Regions from separate parts of the Homo sapiens genome. Here region 2 is linked to region 1. A link is a contact called in ENCODE Hi-C or POLR2A ChIA-PET data. All regions are on one chromosome and are shown on one strand. The core of a region is the stretch at or near the end of the contact, and the rest is flanking DNA. Distances in the headings are between cores, read along the strand shown.

The links. A loop is a pair of places that touch in the nucleus more often than their neighbours do. ChIA-PET counts read pairs that join two places held with the same protein, here RNA polymerase II (POLR2A). Pooled maps may share reads with other maps.
Region 2: a map of Calu3 shows a loop between it and region 1 (3-fold over the local background). The contact joins two enhancer-like sites. A Hi-C loop is called at or near these places in 4 of 168 maps with a recorded cell type or tissue (Calu3, heart right ventricle and mammary epithelial cell) and 3 of 50 pooled maps. POLR2A ChIA-PET finds 5 or more read pairs at or near these places in 2 of 52 experiments (MCF 10A and WTC11).

What each region holds. Positions count from the first base shown.
Region 1 is chr1:29,787,843-29,790,847 of GRCh38, forward strand. No RefSeq gene overlaps it. Among named protein-coding and RNA genes, the nearest start is that of LINC01648, 250 kb to the right of the region's middle. Within about 2 kb of position 1,514, at least 2 of the 41 ENCODE cell types and tissues checked have a DNase peak (open chromatin) inside an H3K27ac peak, as active enhancers do.
Region 2 is chr1:29,899,129-29,902,231 of GRCh38, forward strand. No RefSeq gene overlaps it. Among named protein-coding and RNA genes, the nearest start is that of LINC01648, 140 kb to the right of the region's middle. Within about 2 kb of position 1,748, at least 3 of the 41 ENCODE cell types and tissues checked have a DNase peak (open chromatin) inside an H3K27ac peak, as active enhancers do.

The sequences.
Region 1 (3,005 bases), core at 264-2,763:
CCCACAGAATAGCCCCCAGTGTGGAGGGCTCAGTAAGAGAAAGGAGGGGCTCTCCCGCATGCCCTGTAGCTCTCACTGGGAAAGTCCCCCATGCTTATGAAAGGTAAGGGGCTGGGGAGCTGGTTCATCCCACTTCATATTGGCCCTCCTGGTGATGCCAAGCTCACCCCGCTCAGTCTAGTCTTGGTATTTCCCAAAATGCTCCTACAAAAGCCCCTTTGATCACCCCATGCCCCTGCCTTGCTCCTGCGGCAATGGCTCCTGTCTCTCTTCTCTGGGCCACTGGGCATTTGTACATGCTGTTTCCTCCTCCAACACCTCCACTTCCCCTCCCTGGCCTCCCGTGGCTGCCCTGAACTTCTCCAGTCCTAGCTGTACTCTCTGCACTATAAGCAACAGTTCACTCCTCTGTCCTCCCCATGGGACTGGAAGCCTATTGAAGGTTGGCTGTGTGTCTGGCTCAGCCGCCACTGTTTCCTCAGAGTGCAGGCTGGTGCCTGACACCTTACCCAGCATTTATTGAGCACTATGTACCAGGACTGTGCTCAGTTCTTTACGGACATATATCAATTAACCTTCAAGGTCATCTTCAAGGACATACTGGAGACAGGGTGGAGTTGGGGCTGGAAACACAGACTTGAAGCGCAAGCCAGCTGGATTTGGATCCAGTTCTGCATTTACCAGCTGGGTGACCTTTATGAAGTTACATAAGCTGTCTGTGCCTCAGTTTCCTCATGCAAAATGGAGGTAATGACAGTACCTCCATCATAGAGTTGTTTGAGGATAAAATAGTAAATATATGTCTATATATACACACACATTTAATACAGTGCACACACTAATTGCTTTGTGGTGTCAACTATTGGCATTCCTCCCATTTTGCAGATGAGGAAAGCCTCCTTCTGCCTCCATCCTTTCCTATCCCCTGTGCCATCAGAACTAAATTGATTCAGGGAGCTCAATAAATGCTTGCATGCTTGTTCACTCAGGGTTTCATGCCAACCGAGGGGTGTGTAAGTTCACCATTTATAAGTCAACTGTATTTTTATGTCCTAGCAACAAAAAAAAATTGGCAAGTGAAATAAAAATACTATTTATTATCATAACAAAACCCAAAAATATATACAAAGAGATTCGACTAAAAAAATATACAAGACCTCCCTGTGAAGAGTGCAATAAAAATGGTCAACATATACCCATGGACACTTCACAATAGATTTATCATGGCTAATAAACGTGACAAAATGGACAATATTATTAGTCATCAGTGCAAAATAAAACCATAACAAGATGCAATACTCTCATCAAAATGGCTAAAGTTAATGTGACCTGCCTTACCAAGTGTTGAGAAGGATGTGGAGATGCTGGAACTCCCTCCCCTGCTGGTGGGAATATAGGCAGGTCCAGCCACTTTGGAAAACAACTTGGCAGCCTCTGATAAAGTAAAAGTAAAACAAATACCTGATCTGTGACTTGGTGGGTCCAGCTATTTTCCCTAGAGAAACGAAACAGACACCCACAGAAATTCTATCACAAGAATGGCAGTGTTATTTGTATTAGCCCCAAATGACTCAACATTCCCATGTCTTTCCAGTTTTTCCAGAGACAACTCTTCATTAAATCGCCTGTCCAAGAATCTGCACCTGCACCTCCCTCAGCTGCCACCCGAATCTCTGACCTCAACGAATCCCTATGCCAGGGGAATGCAAGACTGATTGGCCACAGGCCTGGGGCTCTGTACTCCCCTGAGCCTGGGTGGGGAGTGATTCCTCAAGGACAAGGAGAAGGGAGAGGGCTGAGCAGTGGTCCCCAAGGGAAGTGGCACTGGGGGTGGGGCAGAACCATCACGCGTTACCGATGGTGGGGTCAGAATCAGGGGGCCTGAGATATATGCTATTGGGTCCCACCCTATAGCCCTGCCCACGTCCTTCAGCTGTGGAGAGCGTGGGCTGCCAGCTGGGCCCTTTTCTGGGGAATCATCCTCAGCTGAGGAAGCTGACTGCTGACTCACCTGAAAAATGCCTGCGAGGTCTCACCTTTCCCTGGGATGACCTGCAGCCAGTCACTGGCTGACACATGGGTACAAAAGGTCTGGCTCATTCGAGGAGGCAGGACAGTCATGTGGTGCCACAGAGGACACTCCAGAGCTCCCCATGGGCCCAGATCAGGGCTAGACTAGACCAAGTCCATGCCCTGGCCTGGCTTCTTGCCCACCCTCCGCTACTTCCCTCACTCCCCTTCTTCTGAGCGTGCGCCCTCTGCAATCTCACATGTCCCCGTAAGTCCCCATCTCAGGCTCTGCTTCTAGGGAGCCTAACCTATGCAGAAGGCCAAGCTGGCTCTCGCCTGCACACCTGCCCCATGCAAGCTTCCCCTTGGATCTTCTTCCCTGCATGGGGAAATTGGTCCTACCCCACCAGGCTCCAAGGTGTGCAGCCAGCATCATCTTGGAATCCCTCTCAAACCCAGACTCCCACCAAGAACTCAATTCTCCCCACATCTGCTCCAGGTCCTTAGGAAACTCAACATCCAAATCCCTTTCATCTCCAGGTTGATTAACAGAAGATTATAAGCAAGCTTCAGAAGGAAGAAAAACCAGTGTCTCCCCAGGGCAGACACTGTCTGTTGACAAATACCACCAATATATATTTTTCTCATTTTTGTATAGATATACAGAACTAAGCCGATTAATATATTCTTCTTTCCCTCTTAGGTCTAGGACTGCAATGGGAATCTTTCTGCCCCATGGTGAACTGTGTACCAGGTTTCAATAAAGGTTTTATCTTTGCAATTACAGTTCATTAATAAATTTACAAGGGAAGGAAGATGGCGAGGTCTGTCTAAGAGGATTGTTTCGCATTTCTTCTCTTTTAATTACAGTTATCTCCTGAACCAAAGCTCTTTGAAAAACAGAGAGAAAAAAGACACCCTTTCCCCATCTGTTCCAGATATGGGTACAATTAATAAGGGAGGAGACAGGAGCTGCTCCTGGGCTTCCTGCAAAC
Region 2 (3,103 bases), core at 498-2,997, 110 kb after region 1:
TCTTAGAGGGTGGAGAAAGGGATGGAGTAGAATGGAACGGAGAGGGATTAGAGGAAGGAAGAAGTGGGGGGAAAGAAAGAGGAGGAGGAAGGCAGAAGTTACCCCCGGAGCCAGCTTGCAAGGGCTCTGCCCACCTGGGCTTCCCCAGAGTAGAGGGGCTTTGGTCTCTGAGATGACTCCCTGAAAGCTTTCCATCCTTGCTCGCCGGCAGGTCTGGCAAATGGGGGACAAGTAGGCCTTATGCACAGTGACTGCTTGTTAAAGGGCCCCAGCAGAAACAACTCCAACAGGTCTCTCTCTACCCGCCAACAGCTCAGCCTGTCTCAGAGCCTAGCAGGCCAGGAGGGTCTGGGGGGCAGGGCCAGGATCCACATCTAAAGATGCCATGTGGCATGGCCAGGCACAGTGGCTCACACCTGTAATCCCAGAACTTTGGAAGGCTGAGGCGGGTGGACCACTTGAGGTCAGGAGTTCGAGACCAGCCTAGCCAACATGGTGAAACCCCGTCTCCACTAAAAATACAAAAATTAGCTGGGCATGGTGGCGGGCATGTCTAATCACAGTTACTCGGGAGGCTGAGGCAGGAGAATGGCTTGAACCCAGGAGGCAGAGGTTGCAGTGAGCTGAGATTGTGCCACTGCACTCCAGCACTCCAGCTTGAGCAACAGAGAAAGACTGCCTAAAAAAAACAAAAAACAAAAAACAAAAAACAAAAAAAAAAAACCTGTGGCAGGACAAGAACTTGGCTGGGCTTTAGGACAGTTGGGTTCTAGGCACAAGTTAACCAAAAATTTGCTGAGCAACCATGGTCAAGTCATTTAACCTCCCCGGGCTTCGGTTTTCTTCTCTGCAAAAAGAAGAGCTGGCATTGTGTTCCCTTTCACTTCAGGGTTCTGTGGCTTATGAATAAGAATAACTCAGAAATATATTGATTACTTACTATATGCCAGATCCTAAAGGCTTTATATCATTTAAACTTGTATATATATGCATATAGATAAATCATGTATATAAATATCTCGGAAAGAACTCTAGCTGTCATTGCTCCAAGTTGCTCACAGGAACTTGGAAACTGCATAATATGCCAAAGGCCATGCAGCCAGTGAGTGACAGAGCAGGCTTTCCCCAGCCCACACTCGGGCAAATCCCGAGCCTGCCCCCAAATAGCTCCATTTTCCGAGAGAGGGAGCCACTTCATTACAAAGGTCCCTCTCTACAAAGACAGAACACGGAGGCCGATTAAAGCCCGTCAGCCCGGCATCATTTTTGTAATCGATGCTCCGTGATTGTGAACTGGGTGTCTGTCGGCAGCTGCCTAATTTTAGCTGGGTCTTTGCAGGCTTCTCACCAGGCTCACCCTCCCCCATGGATGAGCAGAGAGGTTCCAAGAAGCATCATCGATCTTTTGACTAAAGTGTCCTCATGAAATACAAATCTGTCGTTTCTCAGCGAGCCGTCTGTCGTGGTGGCACAGAAGAGATGCCACCGGGAGAGTGAGAACCATAATTTCATGTAAAACCGGACGTCTTACATGGTCCCCCGCAACCCACCTCTTCCCTGCTTTCACCTTGGCCTCCCAGCTCAGTCATGGGAAATCGATACCTTTTACTGTTTCAACTTTGGCACAGAGCGATGGGGGAAGAGCTGTCAATAGGTGTTGAAGACATTCCCAGTTGTGGGCAAGCTCCCTGTTAGGGGGGCCCTGGCCTCTGGCAGTGAGTTGGCACCGAGTTACTTGAATGAGGAGGATTTAGTGCTCCTGTCCTTGGGCACTCTGCCCAGTATAAGTGGCTAAGGAGGCATCAGGGGAGGGCCTGGGTCCAGAGAATGAAAACACCTTCCTTAAATAGCAACAGCTTCTCATGGGCATAATGGCCCTACACACATAGCAGGAAAGGTGACTTATTCTAAGGCCACACAGCAAGCTTAAGTATAATCACAACTCCACCACTTACTATGTGACAACAAGCAAGTAACTGGACCTCTCCAAGACTCAGTTTCCTCAGTTGTGAAATGGAGTTATGCTTGCACCCACCTCATAGGGTTATTGGAAGGGTTAGCTGAGTAAAAGCACGTTGAGTATTTAACACGGTGCTAGAAAGACAGAAATCAACTAAAATAATAGTTATTAATACTAGTAATATTTTTCGATGTTAACCTGTTTGCTTTGCTCTAAGATGATATCTATCAGAAGATACACCATCAATTTAATAACAGCTTCGAGAGGGAAGAAAACAAAAAAGAAACAGAAAATGAAATGTCTGCCCATTGAAGGATGTGTCTTATTTTAGAACGTTTAAAATATATGTCCCAGAATCGAAGAAATACAATATTGACAACAGAGGGCTCTTTTTAGATCTCAGATTCCTGGAACCCTCCCACGAGCCCTCAAAGCGTGAGAATGGAAGTAGTGTTGTCCAGGAGAGAAGACCAGAGTTTACTCTGCTACCAACCGGCCGAGTGACCCCAGGAAAGTCCCTCTCCTTTTTTGGCCTCAGTGTTCTGCCTAGACAGTGCACAGGTGGCATGAGATGATCCCTCAGGCCCTTCTAGCCCTGGGTCTGGCAGGACAGGCGTGAATTCTTCTCTCTGTCGTCCTGCTCACCGGGTGGGGCCACTTCCCCTGCCGTGCTAGACTCACCAGCCTGCAGGATTTCTGGAAGGCAGGCACCAGCAAGAGCTCTAGCTGATTAATCCTCCCCCTACTTAGGGGCTCCCAGGGCTGCCTTTGAGGGGGTGGGAAGGAAGAACAGGTGGGTGGGGCCAGGAAAGGGAAGGGAGATGAGCCACAGATTCCATTTGGGTCTGTTTACTCCCATTCGCTCCTGGTTACCTTTAAACAGGATAAAATTACACTCGAATCCCCTTCATCTCCATGCGATACTTCTGAAAAAAGAGCAACTTGACCTCTTAGGAGTTAAAAAAAAAATGGAAAACGTGAGAGCTACGTAATATCCAGTGGATGCTGAGGGTGGGGCATTTTCAGGGAGCTCATATGTAAACCTCCTTGATGTCTTGAAAAATAAAACCAGACCAGCGTTCAGTGGCAGGAGGGGAGGAGAGTATTCCAGGAGGAAAGCCAGCTCCCTCTGAGGCAGAAAGA